Linked DNA regions of Homo sapiens: region 1 is linked to region 2. A link is an interaction called in ENCODE POLR2A ChIA-PET data of the cell type or tissue named here. Cell type or tissue: Panc1. All regions are shown on one strand. Links, peaks and the distances in the headings refer to the core of each region. The heading gives the core; the rest is flanking DNA.

What was found. Peaks named below come from ENCODE experiments on the same cell type or tissue, not always from the same donor. Only the 100,000 strongest peaks of a DNase experiment are listed, where the experiment ranks them.
Region 1: POLR2A ChIA-PET joins it to region 2 with 14 read pairs; 6 of 35 experiments call an interaction of 5 or more read pairs at or near these places.

The regions. Positions count from the first base shown.
Region 1 is chr20:3,880,454-3,887,631 of GRCh38, reverse strand. PANK2-AS1 (PANK2 antisense RNA 1) reads left to right here. Exons shown (of 2, transcript XR_001754478.3): 2 at 1-1,263. Among named protein-coding and RNA genes, the nearest start is that of PANK2-AS1, 5.1 kb to the left of the region's middle. In Panc1, for the core only: no CTCF peak of the experiment used is centred there; no DNase peak of the experiment used is centred there.
Region 2 is chr20:4,106,805-4,113,982 of GRCh38, reverse strand. No RefSeq gene overlaps it. Among named protein-coding and RNA genes, the nearest start is that of SMOX, 38 kb to the left of the region's middle. RefSeq lists enhancers at 3,122-3,686, 4,020-4,571, 4,572-5,124. In Panc1, for the core only: a CTCF peak has its summit at 5,161; a DNase peak (open chromatin) is centred at 5,162; H3K27ac peaks cover 4,051 bases.

The DNA.
Region 1 (7,178 bases), core at 1,522-6,521, 230 kb after region 2:
GATAACCAAAAGAAAGCGGCCGGGCGCAGTGGCTCAACTCCTGTAATCCCAGCACTTTGGGAGGCCGAGGCGTGCGAATCACAAGGTCAGGAGTCCGAGACCAGCCTGGCCAACACAGGGAAACCCCGTCTCTACTAAAAAAAACAAACACAAAAATTAGTTGGGCGTGGTGGTGGGCACCTGTAATCCCAGCTACTTGGGAGGCTGAGGCAGGAGAGTCACTTGAATCCGGTAGGCGGAGGTTGCAGTGAGCCGAGATCGTGCCACTGCACTCCAGCCTGGGAGACAGTGAGACTCCGTCTCTAAAAAAAAATGAATAAATAAATAAGAAGGCACACCACAAGTTCGAGACCACTTCTACAAAAAATAAAAAATAAAAAAAATTAGGCCAGGCACAGTGGCTCATGCCTGTAATCCAAGCACTTTGGGAGGCTGAGGCGGGCGGATCACTGGAGGTCAGGAGTTTCAGACCAGCCTGGCCCAACATGGTGAAACCCTGTCTCTACTAAAAATACAAAACTTAGCTGGGCGTAGTGGTGCGTGCCTGTAATCCCACTTACTCCAGAAGCTGAGGCAGAAGAACTGCTTGAACCTGGGATGCAGAGGTTGCAGTGAGCTGAGATTGCACCACTGCACTCCAGCCTGGGCAACAGAGTGGGACTCTGCCTCAAAAAAAAAAAAAAAAAGAAAATGAAGATGACCAAATGGGCTTCTAGATGGCTAATGATATTCTGTTTCTTTGATCTGGGTGGGGGTTACATGGGTGTGTTCCCTTTGTAATATGTTATCAAGACATTTTGTGCACTTTTTTGGGTATTATACTGAAAGAAAACATTTATTTTTTAAAAAGTTGAAAAATTGCCTTGGAGCAGAGTAAGGTAAATCTATGATTAAGCTTAGATTTTTTTATTTTTTATTTTTTATTTTTTTTCAAAAAAAATGAGGCCAGGCGCGGTGGCTCACGCCTGTAATCCCAGCACGTTGGGAGGCCGAGGTGGGCAGATCACGAGGTCAGGAGGTCGAGACCATCCTGGCTAACACGGTGAAATCCCATCTCTACTAAAAATACAAAAAATTAGCCAGGCATGGTGGCAGGCACCTGTAGTCCCAGCTACTCGGGAGGCTGAGGCAGGAGAATGGCATGAACCTGGGAGGCAGAGCTTGCAGTGAGCCAAGGTCACGCCACTGCACTCCAGCCTGGGTGACAGAGCAAGACTCGTCTCAAAAAAAAAAAAAAAAGTAAAATGAACCTAACAAGAGGCATCCTTTCTCTGTGGTTATTATAGTGAGAACTAAGTTCTTTATCACTCTCCGGTTATTTACCCCTAGAGAGAAGCCAACTTTCTGGTTGTATACACCAGAATAAGTACAAGAATGGTAAGCATAGAGCTTCAGAGAAACTAGCCAGATTCTAAAGGAATGACTTGAAAATCGAGAGCCGTTTCAATGACAAAACATCATACAAAATATTCATCTACCACATTAGAGGCCTATCGCTAGGTAAAAACACCAAAACTTCAGCTTAAACAGTAGTATGTATGTATGTATTATCCCAGTTTCTGTGAGTCAGGAATTCAGGATTGATAAGCTGGGTGGTTCTTGTTCAGAATCTTTCAAGAGGTTGCAGTCCTCTGAAAGTGTAGTGGGTTGGGGTATCCACTTCCAAGGTGGCTTGCTCATATGGCTGGCAAGTTGGTGCTGGCTGTTGGCAGGAGGCCTCAGCTCACAATGCAGGCTTTCATAGGACTACGTGAGTGTCCTTTCAACATGGCAGCAGGCCTTCCCTAGAGCTAGTGAAGGATGAGAAAACGACAAATCGCAATGTCTTTTATGACCTAGGCTGGGAAGTTATACTCCATCATTTATGCAATATCCTGTTATCACACAGGTCATCCCTATTCAGTGTAGGTTGGTACTACACAAGGACATGAATATCAGGAGGAAGAGAATCTCTGGAGGCCATCTTGGAGCCCATAGTCCGCCTTCTGCCCCCTAATGATTCACGTCTTCGTCTGTTCCTGCTCTCTAAGAGCCAGGAGGCAGACTTCCCTTGAGCTTTCTTGCAGCTAAAGTAGAGCATCATTAGCAGTAAAAATTAAGATATCATCACAAAGGCCAGGCACAGTGGCTCACGCCTGTAATCCCAACACTTTGGGAGGCCAAGGTGGGCGGATCACCTGAGGTCAGGAGTTCGAGACATGCCTGGCCAACATGGTGAAACCCTGTCTTCACTAAAAATACAAAAATTAACCTGGTGTGTTGGCGGGCACCTCTAATCCCAGCTACTTAGGAGGCTGAGCCAGGAGAATCACTTGAAACCAGAGGCGGACGTTGTAGTGAGCCAAGATGGCACCACTGAACTTGAGCCTGGGTGACAGAGCAAGACTCCATCTCAAAAAAAAAAAAAAAAAAGACATCACAAGATTGCCAGGCACAGAGGCTTAAACACCAAGTTCTTTCTCATGTCATCGTGTTTCGTCGGTGCCGAGGACATGAGGGGTGTAGATCAGGCCTGTTTCAAACACAAGGCCTTTTGGCCAGAGTGTAATGGTGTGAGGACTTGGGAAGACCTTACCTACTTAACTGTCTCTCTCAAAGGACAAAGGTATGAGGGGGTTAAAAAAAAAAAAAAAAAGGCAAAGCTATGAAGAACATGAAGTTCTTAAGCCCCTAGACACTCTTCCAAGGTCTGGCCTGTATCCCAGAGTCCACTGCTGAAAAGGGGCAGAGATGTGTGTTATATGCGCACATACGTACGCATAGTATAGCTAGCATATGGCATTCTGGTGGCCTCGACGGAGCTCACAGGCAATATAACAGCATTGACTGCTTTCACAGTTTCCACTTGTCTCAGGAAAATAGAGAAAATTCAAGATGAAATACAGTGAGTTTAGGACAACTCAGTTTCCTAAATATGGAAGATCCTGTCCCTTCCCAAGTATTGAAAGAGATGAAAATTTTCCCTTAGTTTTCAAGCTCAAAGTCTATCTTATCTTTGACTAAATAGCCCTGATTTGGATACTGTTAACTTGCTCTTAACTACTAATAGTCTAGTGCTTTTACTTTATTTTATTTTATTTATTTTCTTTGAGACGGAGTCTCTGTTGCCCAGGCTGGAGTGCAATGGCACTATCTCGGCTCACTGCAACCTCCACCTCCTGGGTTCAAGCGATTCTCCTTACTGAGCCTCCCGAGTAGCTGGGAGTACAGGCGCACACCACCATGCCTGGCTAATTTTTGTACTTTTAGTAGAGATGGAGTTTTGCTACGTTGGCCAGGGTGGTCTCGAACTCCAACTCAGGTGATCCACCCACCTTGGCCTCCCAAAGTGCTGGAATTACAGGGATGAGCCACTGCACACAGCCTATTTGTTTTTTAAGAGACGTGATCTCGGGACCAGGCATGATGGCCCTTGCTTAATCCCAGCACTTTGGGAGGCCAAGGCAGGCGGATCACATGAGTCCAGGAGTTAGAGACCAGCCTGGGCAATGTGGCAAAACCCCATCTCTACAAAAATACAAAAATTAGCCAGGCGTGGTGGCACATGCCTGTGGTCCCAGCTACTCAGGAGGCTGAGGTGGGAGGATCGCCTGAACCAGGGAGGTGGAGGTTGCAGTGAACCAAGATCGCACCACTGCACTCAGCCTGGACCACAGAGCGAGACACTGTCTCAAAAAAAAAAAAAGGATCTCACTCTCACCGAGTCACATTTCAAGTAGTCAATAGCCACAAGTACCAGGCACGGTGGCTCACGCCTGTAATCCCAGCACTTTGGGAGGCCGAGGCGGGCAGATCACGAGGTCAGGGGATCGAGACCATCCTGGCTAACATGGTGAAACCCCGTCTCTACTAAAAATACAAAAAATTAGCCGGGCATGGTGGCGGGCGCCTGTAGACCCAGCTGCTTGGGAGGCTGAGGCAGGAGAATGGCGTGAACCTAGGAGGCGGAGCTTGCAGTGAGCCGAGATCGCGCCACTGCACTCCAGCCTGGGCGACAGAGCAAGACTCCGTCTCAAAAAAAAAAAAAAGAAAAAAATAAATAGCCACAGGTGTCTAGTGGCTATCACAAACAGAAAGCTCTAATTAGTAATTTATTTCAATGGCCTCCTAAGAGTTTGTTCTGCCTCTAGTCTCTACTCTCCAGGCCCACAGCTCCCAGGGTAATCTTATTAAAGCATTCTCCTGTTTATAATCTCGCCTATGTTAAAAAGGTTATGGTGGCTTCTTTGCCTACAGAATGAAGTTCAAACAACTTGACATCCAAGGAGCTCCACCATTTGGTATCTTCCCACTTTTTCTTTTTCTTTTTTTTTTTTTTTTTTTTGAGATGGAGTCTCACTCTGTCACCCAAGCTGGAGTGCGGTGGCACAATCTCGGCTCACTGCAAGCTCCACCTCCCGGGTTCATGCCATTCTCCTGCCTCAGCCTCCGGAGTAGCTGGGACTACAGGCGCCTGCCACCACACTGGGCTAATTTTTTGTATTTTTTTAGTAGAGACGGGGTTTCACCGTGTTAGCCAGGATGGTCTCGATCTCCTGACCTCATGATCCGCCCGCCTCAGCCTCCCAAAGTGCTGGGATTACAGGCGTGAGCCACCGCGCCCAGCATCTTCCCACTTTTTCTCATTGCTTTATTATGCTTGCATAACTGTTCTAACAAAACAAATCTCACAATTCTCTAGATAAGCCTTATTCTTACCCAGCTTTGGCTCATCCTTCATCTCTACATCTTTTTTTTTTTTTTCTTTTGAAACGGAGTTTTGCTCTTGTTGCCCAGGCTGGAATGCAATGGTGCTATCTCAGCTCACCGCAACCTCTGCCTCCTGGGTTCAAGCGATTCTCCTGCCTCAGCCTCCCAAGTAGCTGGGATTACAGGGATGCACCACCACACCCAGCTAATTTTTGTATTTTTAGTAGAGATGGGGTTTCTCCACGTTGGTCAGGCTGGTCTTGAACTCCCGACCACAGGTGATCTGCCTGCCTCAGCCTCCCAAAGGGCATCTCTACATCTCTACATAAAATTCCTTCCCGCCACATTTCTGCTTATCAAAATCCAATCCAACTTCTATGGCATGGCCCAAATGATACCTCCTCCTTAATGTCTTCATTGATTACCACAGTTCACTGTAAACCTGATCTTTTTTTTTTTTTTTTTTTTTTTTTGGAGACAGAGTCTGTCTCTCCATCGCCCAGGCTGGAGTGCACTGGCGCAATCTCAGCTCACTCCATCCTCCATCTCCTGGGTTCAAGTGATTCTCCTGCCTCAGCCTCCCAAGTAGCTGGGACTACAGGTGCATGCCACCACACCCGGCTAATTTTTGTATTTTTTAGTAGAAACAGGGTTTCACCAGTCTGGTCTTGAACTCCTAACCTCAGGTGATCCACCCACCTCAGCCTCCCACAGTGCTGGGATTACAGGCATGAGCCTCTGCACCCGGCCAACCCTGATTTTTTTTTTTTTTTTGAGACATAGTCTTGCTCTGTTGCCCAGGCTGGAGTGCAGTGGCACGATCTCGGCTCACTGCAAGCCCCGCCACCCAGGTTCACGCCATTCTCCTGCCTCAGCCTCCCGAGTAGCTGGGACTACAGGCGCCTGCCACCACGCCCGGCTAACTTTTTTTTGTATATTTAGTAGAGACGGGGTTTCACTGTGTTAGCCAGGATGGTCTTGATCTCCTGACCTCGTGATCCGCCCGCCTCGGCCTCCCAAAGTGCTGGGATTACAGGCGTGAGCCACCATGCCTGGCCCTTTTTTTTTTTTTTTTGAGACAGGGTCTGGCTCAGTCACCCAAGGTGGAGTGCAGTGACGCAATCATGGCTCACTACAACCTCCACCTCCCCGGCTCAAGCAGTCCTCCCACCTCAGCCACTCAAGTAGCTGGGACTGCAGGTCCACACCACTATACCTGGCTAATTTTGTATTTTTTGAAGAGGCAGGGTTTTACAACGTTGCCCAAGCTGGTCTGAAACTCCTGAGCTCAAGTGATCCGCCCCCCTCAGCCTCCTAAAGTGCTGGGATTATGGTGTGAGCCACCTTGCCCAGCCTTATGTCACTCTCAGTGGCATTTCTCGTACTTCCTGGTCCTAAGATTCTTGGTGTACACGTTGTATAATCCCAACTAGATATGAGAGCTATCAGATTAAGACTTTGCATCTTTACATCCCCCAGTACCTTTCAGAGTGTGAGTGCACACACACCATTTGCTAAGGAATGATTGCAGTGACAATACCAAGTTTAGGATCCCTTAAAATACCTATATCTTGGGCAGAGGTTGCATTGAGCTGAGATCATGCCGCTACACTCAGCCTGGGTGACAGAGCGAGACTCCATCTTCAAAAAAAAAAACAGTCCGGGTGTGGTGGCTCACGTCTGTAATCCCAGCACATTGGTAGGCCAAGGTGGGTGGATCACAAGGTCAGGAGTTCAAGACCAGCCTGGCCAACTTGGTGAAACCCTGTCTCTACTAAAAATACGAAAAAAAATTAGCCGGGCATGGCGGCGGGGCACCTGTAATCCCAGCTACTCAGGAGGCTGAGGCAGAGAATTGCTTGAACCTGGGAGACGGAGGTTGCAGTGAGCCGAGATCACGCTACTGCACTCCAGCCTGGGCGATAGAGCGAGATTCTGTCTCAAAAAAAAAACTACATCTTCATAGTGGACATATTTGACATCTACCCAACTTACAACCATTCCTCCTATAGATCATAGATTAGGCCCCAACAGCCATGTTTGTACCTCCTAAACCCCACCACCTTGGAATAGAGACTTACTTCTCAAAGTGTGATGCCACATTCCTCGTGGGGTCAAAGAAGCAGAAAAAATTGGTTTGCGGCCGGGCGCAGTGGCTCACGCCTGTAATCCCAGCACTTTGGGAAGCCGAGGCAGACAGATCACCTGAGGTCAGGAGTTCGAAACCAGCCTGGCCAACATGGCAAAACCCCATCTCTACTAAAAATACAAAAATTAGCTGGGTATGGTGGAGGGAGCTACTCGGGAGGCTGAGGCAGGAGAATTGCCTGAACCCAGGAGGCCAAGGTTGAAATGAGCCGAGATCGCACCGCTGCACTCCAGCCTGGGTGACAGTGCAAAACTGCATCTCAAAAAAAAAAAAAAGTAGGTTTGCACAGAGCTCCAAGAGTGAACAGATGAACAGAACAGAAAAAGCACTTTGCCAGCTC
Region 2 (7,178 bases), core at 836-5,835:
CTCAGAAATTAACTGGGAAAGTAACTGGCATCTTGCCTTTCTCTTTGATAATTGAGAACAAAAAGTAAATATTTTTCCCTTCTCCCTTCTCAGGAAGGGCAGTCAGAGGAAGAAAGCAGTTGACAAGTTTTTTGTATCTCTTAGGCTACCATGAAACATGTCCCTGTGAGGTCTGGGCCAAGGGGTGGAAGTGTTGATTCTTTGATACAAAGAGGAGAATGACCCAATCACAGCTGATGGCCACCAGGACCTGCAAACCAGATGACAGTCAGAGGCTCTCCTGGTTGACTTTAAAACCAGCCTGCAGAGGAGGATAATCAAGCAATCAAGCACGCTTATTTTAATTTTGCAAAGCCAAGTGACTTTTTTTTTCACCAGGGTGTTGTACGGTAACTCACACCTGTGGTCCCAAAAACAGCTAGGCGTTTGGAAGAAGCAGTGACTTGAGCATTTAAAGTCTAGCTCTGGCCTAATTCACAGAGGGGCTAGAAAGTAATTCACATTGGAGTGTCCCTCTCTGGTCCACTGGACAAAGAGACCAGCCTGGTATACCCCCATGCCCATCAGGCACTGGCCATGGCCCGTGGAAGGCAGATTTAGTGCAGGGAGAAGGAACAGCTGGAAGCCGTTAGCAGCAAATACTCATTCGCTGCTGCTGGGGAACAGCCCATCTGCAGCCAAAGGAGATCCAGGCAGTGCCAGATCATCCTCTATGTGCACCTTTTGAACCAGCAAAAGCTCCAAGCAGGTGGTTCGCACACTTGAGTGAGAATCAGAATCACCCGGCAGACTTCTTAAACCACACATTGCTGGGGGCACCCCGAGAGTTTCTGATTCAGCAGGTATAGAATGCGGCCCGAAAATTTGCATTTCTAACCAGTTCCCAAGTAATTGCTGGTTCTGTTGGTCTGGAGCTCACATTTTGAAAACCACAGCTCTAAGCATATGGGACCGGTAATTTCCACCAATTAAAGGCTGAGTTATGAGCACAGATGGGAATTTCCTGATAAAATCATTGTTAAAATGATGTGCTGAAGCCTCCTGTACACTGATTTGAGGCAGAGATAGGGCCCAAAGAAATAAAGAACTGGCTTAAGCAAAAAGGGAATTCATTGGTTCATAAAACTTAAAGGCTCCAAGGCAGCAGCTTCAGGAATGGTTCGATCGAGGCTCAAATAATGTCTCTCCATCTCCCAGCCTTGCCTCTTTCAGGTTGGCTCCTGTCCCAGATTTGAAAGGGTGGCGCAGCTCCAGACCTCACTTCCTCTCTGCAGGTCCAGCAAGAAACAGCCTTTTCTAGGTTAGTCAAGTTCCAGAATTAGTTTTGGGTAAGCCTAACTGGCTGATTGGCTTAGGTGGAGGTCACAGGTGCCTCCCGTGAGCAAGCCAGGAATGGAGAAGAAGGCTTAGCTGCCACAGCATTGGGCTCTGACCCTGGCTGGGAGCCAGAGACTTCCCCAAATGAAGAAGAGAGCAGCAGGAAAGCCCTGGCTACACACCCTGGAGCAATTGGTTATCAGACTCTGAAAGCCAGATTTGAGTCAGCCATGTTCCTGACCTCCATACCACACCAACGGCTCCCAGGAAATGGTACTAACATTCAGCCCCATTCACAGCTAAAGTAGGGCAGAAAGGCATGGCTATTTGTGAGAAGCCCAAGGCCCCGAGAGCTGAAGGGACATGTCCATTGACACAACTCATTAAAAGCAGTCCCAGATTTGAGCCCAAGCCTCCTGACCAATGCCCTGGGTGGTGCTCCAGGAAGACTATCACAAGCAGGGAGGGGCCTCACTCCTAGCAGCAGGTCAGTGGAGCAAAGTTTCAGGGACTCTCATCCCAGCCAGGGTTCTTCCTTTTGCAAAGAAAGGAACACTGCGTGAAGTGGCTTCAGCAAAAAGAGAATTCACTGGTTCATAAAACTTAAAGGCGCCAAGGCAGCAGCTTCAGGAATGGTTCAATCAAGGCTCAAATGATGTCTCCCCATCTCCCAGCCTTGCCTCTTTCAGGTTGGCTCCTGTCTTAGATTTAAAAGGGTGGCACAGCTTCAGACCTCACTTCCTCTCTGCAGGTCCAGCAAGAAACAGCCTCTTCTAGGTTAGTCAAGTTCCAGAATCAGCTTTGGGTAAGCCTGACTGGCTGACTGGCTTAGGCAGAGGTCACAGGTGCCTCCCCTGAGTAGGGAAGGAGGACAAGCTCCCTAAGGGAAAATCTGCTGCCAGGAAAAGATAGAGGGAAGGTTGACCAGCAGAGCCAGCGGATGTCCCCCTCAGAGAATGCTGCCTACTTGTCGGCTTGCCTGGTTGCCTGGTTATCTAGTTGTTTGGTTGCCTGTCGTCTGGTTATCTGGTTGCCTAGTTGTCTAATTGTATACTTGTCTGGTTACCTAGTTACCTGGTCACCGGGGGCCTGTGTGGGGATGAGCCTCTCTGGCTGACTGTCTTACCTCCATCAAGCCCCGAAGCTGAAGGAGAAAAAGACACAATGTGTAGGCCCCTGGTGCCCAATTCCCTGAGGATGGAGTACCCGGTGGGTGTGTTTGGGGGGCCTGGGGGAGGGTCCCCACTTCTTCTGTGGTGTTCTCCAAGGAGATTGGGAGTGGGCTCTGGCCTGAGTTCCTGGACATCTGGTCCCTGACCTGGCTGTCCCAAGGGATTGAGGGCTACAAAGATAGATCAGGGGTACAACATAGAGCAAAGATCTTTCTACCAGTCAGGGACCCGGAAGGAAATAGTTACAAATTCAAATTCGGATAATTCTGGGAGAGTTTAATAAAGGAACCATTCACAAAGGATGGTCAGGGTATTGGGAGATCTCAAGGGAGGGAACAGTAGTGACAGCTGGAATCTGTGACCACCCAAGGCCTGGCAGTCCAAGGGGAGGGAGCTGCTAGCGGGGAGGGTTAGAACCCAGAGGCAGAAAGGGCTGAGCGGGGAGAGCTGCCTGACAAGCAGCTGGCACCTGGGGCAGGGACACAGCCAGGCTACAGCAGCCCCAGGAGGGAGCTGGCGGGTAAATGCCCACCTCTCTCACTCCTCCCTCTCTTCCATTGGTCATACCCAACCAGAAGCAAAAGCACAGGTAGCCCACAGAGGCAGCCACCCAGCTCAGCCTTGTGGGGCACAGGGCGATGGAGAAGACAGTGGATCTGGAGAGCCTAGAACAGCCCCAAGCACGGGAAGTCTGTCTGGGGGTGCTCCTGGGGCTGCTAGGAGCTAAATCCAAAGATCTGGTGGTTGTTCAGGAAACAGGAAAAGGACCCCTCAGGATCAGGCCCACATGCCAGAGCGAGTCCCTCAGCAGGCAAGGCAAACACTGCAATAGAGTAAGGACAAGCTCAGGGCCAGCCAGGCCATAGGCAGAAAATGCCCCATCAACTGCCAGGACTCCAGGGGCCTGGAGAACCCAGAGGAATTTCAGGAGGCCCTGAAGTTAGGCCAGCTGGACAGAGGGCCCTGAGCTTCACCCATCTCCGAAAACAACAATTGTCCTGAGCTGAGTAAAGAGGCTCGTTTTGTCTTTGTGTCCTTGATCTGGGCAGCTCCAGGGCTCCTCACTGGTGCAAGGAAAGGAGGTGATCCTGTCTCGCTAAGAGCTCAGGCTGCAGGCAGAGCTGGCTTCAAGAGTGCACAGCCTGTGCAGCAGTGCAGGGCCCCGTGCTTAGTTGAATTCTCTTCTGTTGTTGCCTTGAAATTCTTCCTAACTTTTGGACGAGGAGCCCTCCATTTTCATTTTGCACAGGGCTCTTTGCCAGTCCTGACTGCAGCTTGCCACCTATTTCAATACGAGGAAATGGGAGAGGGCAATGCTGAAGCCAGGGGTTTCATGCACAGACAGTATGACAGTCTGGCAGGGAGATATTTAGGCTGGTTGGGCGGGGGGCATTTTTGGAGCCCCTTACATCAAGTCACATAGATAAATGCCTACTGCATCCAAGGGCCAGATTAGCCCCACACAGAACATGAAGATAAAGGGCAGAGAAACCCCCAGGAAGCAACCACAAGAAAGAGTGGGGTCCTGATGACAGTGACTTTGGACAAGGTCTATGCCCCTCACCCACCCACCCAGGAAAGTGCAGGTCCCTCTGGCCCTGCAGGCTGCAGGCTGAGGGGCTGAGTCACCTCCAGGTCCCCAGCTTGAGATGGTCCAGGTTCTCAGAGGCTATGAAGAACTCACTGCCCTGCCAAGGTGCCAGGGTTACTGGCAGCCCCAGGCTCCTGGTGTCCTCTTACATCCTATGACATCAATTCAGGCGTCTCAGGTGCCGGCCTGGGTGGCAGAGCAGAGAGCCACCATGTGAGCCAGGCCCACGTCTTTCATCTACTGCCCAGTATTCCTGATACGGCTACTCCTGTGGGTAGGCGAGTTACAGAGACAGCACCCCAACAGCACCCCAACATCTGAGGCCCCCTTCTACGCAGGGTACTAACAAGGCCTCCCAACAGTGCCATGAGGTAGGCATTATTATCATCCCCAATTTACAGAGATTTATGGCCCTGGTACCACAGTGGATACCAGCAGCCAGAGAAAGCCCCAGGCAAAGACACACAGGTTCTGGCAGATGGAAGCCACGAAGTCAGAGGATTGGTGGGACTCAGACAGCACCTACTACACCCGGCACGGAGATGGGCCTGTGGGCAACTGCCTCTTGCACTTGGCAGTGCAGATGGGGAAGCAGAGTTGCTGCATATCAGGCACCTACTGTTTGCATGATCCTAGGCTAAAATCTCTTTATACATGAGGTCTCCGACTCTCATAACCGCCCCATGAGAAAAGTCTTATTAACTGCTCCCATTTCATAGATGAGGGGCTCAAAATGATGTATCTTGCCCACATCACGCCCAGACGGTAAATGGCAGGGCTGAAATTCGAACCCAGGTGGGTCCGACCCCAGGGAACGTACAGAGACAGAGAGAGAGGAGCCCGTGCAAGATGCACCTGGCAGGAGATACTGCTCAGCAAATGAAGGACCTTTCATGTCCTAGGGAGCTGCTGAAGAATTCTGAACCAGTGACACCATCAGGTATGAGGTTTCCAGAGGTCATGCAGGGTATGTGGGGAGAACTGAAGGGGGCTTACAGCAACACTGGAGGCCGGAAGGGCAGTGAGAGGCTTTTGCAATTTGCGGGTGCTTTTCATCAGCCATGGTTACCTTGTGGTCCTGTGCTGTCCCCAAGCGGTAGTTCGGCAGAATTGATTCCTTCACTGAGGACCTTCTTGTTCAGCCTGGAGCACGCATTAGAATCAGCGGGAGGGTTTATTAACACAGAGGTATGGGGTGGGCCCAAGAATGTGCCTTTCTAACGAGTTTCCAGGTGATGCTGATGGTCTGGAGACCACAGTTTGAAAACCACAGGCTTAATTGCTTTCAAGGGGCCACGCAATCAGGCTGCCTCGTGGGGAGAAGGCGGTTACAGAGGATCCTGGCCTCAGAGCTGTGACCTCAGAAGGGAGGCGCCTGAAGCAAGTAGGGAAGGCTTCTGAGGGCATGGGGTCCGAGAACCATTAGGACTCAAAGGAGCCAAATTTCAGGGGAGGCAGGAGCTTGGGGAAACCTGTAAAGTGGCTGCCCCGCTTTCATACGTCATTTCTGCATCTTAAACAATAGAAAGCAGGCTGGGTGCCAGGCGCAGTAGCTCATGCCTGTAATCCCAGCACTTTGGGAGGCCAAGGCAGTGGATCACTTGAGGTCAGGAGTTCGAGACCAGCCTGGCCAACATGGTGAAACCCCGTTTCTACTAAAAATACAAAATTTAGCTGGGCATGGTGGCACGTGCCTGTCATCCCAGCTACTCAGGAGGCTGAAACAGGAGAATCACTTGAGGGAGGCGGAGGTTGCAGTGAGCTGTGATCACGCCACTGTACTCCAGACTGGGTGACAGAGCAAGACTCTATCAGAAAGAATGAGAGAGAGAGAGAGAGAGAGAGAAAGGAAGAAAACAAACAGGCTGGGTTTGGTGGTGCACGCCTGCAATCTTAGCGACTCAGGAGACCAAGCAGGAGGATCGCTTGAGGACATGAGTTCGAAGCTGCAGTGAGCTATGGTCATGCCACTGCACTCTAGCCTGGGTGACAGAGCAAGATGCTGTCTCTAAATAACAATAATAGTAGTAGTAAAAAGCATTTTCTATTAGTGTTCTAAGCACTTTACGTGTCTTAATTCAATCAACTCTACAAGTTTGCGAAGGAATAAATTCTGATATTATCCTCCAGTTAGGGGCTGATTTATGTCCCCCTCCAAATTCATGTATTGGAGTCCTGACCCCAGTCCCTCAGAATGTGACTGTATTGGAAGATAGGGTCTTTGGAGAGGTAATTAAGATGAGGCTGCTAGGATGGGCCCTAATACAATATGACTGGTGTACTTCTAAGAAGAGGAAATTTGGACACAGACACAGACAGAGGGAAGATCCTGTGAGGACACAGGGAGAAGGTGGCCGCCTATCGGCCAAGGAGAAAGGCCTCCAACAAACCAGCCCTGAGACACCTTGAGCTCAGACTCCCAGCCTCCAGAACTGTGAGTAGATACATTTCTGTTGTTTAAGCAGTCCATTCTGTTGTACTGTGTTCTGGCAGCCCTAGCAAACTGATACACCCTCATGTTACAGGTAAGGAAACTGAGGCACACAGGGGTTAAATAATGGGCCCAGTTGCTTCTTGAACTCAAGTAGTCTGAGTAGTAATTAGTTCCCTCCCTGAGGGCTCTATAGATCTGGGGCCGACGTCTGGTTGAGACCCACACCAAACGCCACACAGTAAGAGTTGCTCCCCCAAGCCTAGCATCAGTCATAGCTTATGCTGCAACAAAGACACACAATTCAGTGGGACATAATTTAGGTCCAAGCCATGTTTTGTTTTGTTTTGTTTTGAGTCGGAGTCTCACTCTGTCGCCCAGGCTGGAGTACGATGGCATGATCTTGGCTCACTGCAACCTCCGCCTCCTGGGTTCAAGCAATTCTCCTGCCTCAGCCTTTCAAGTAGCTGGGATTACAGGCGCCTGCCACCAGGCCCGGCTAATTTTTGTATTTTTAATAGAGACGGGGTTTCACCGTATTGGTCAGGCTGGTCATGAAAACCTGACCTCGTTATCTGCCCACCTCAGCCTCCCAAAGTGCTGGGATTACAAGTGTGAGCCACCATGCCTGGCCCCAAGCCAAGGTTTTTTGTGGGTTTTTTCTTTC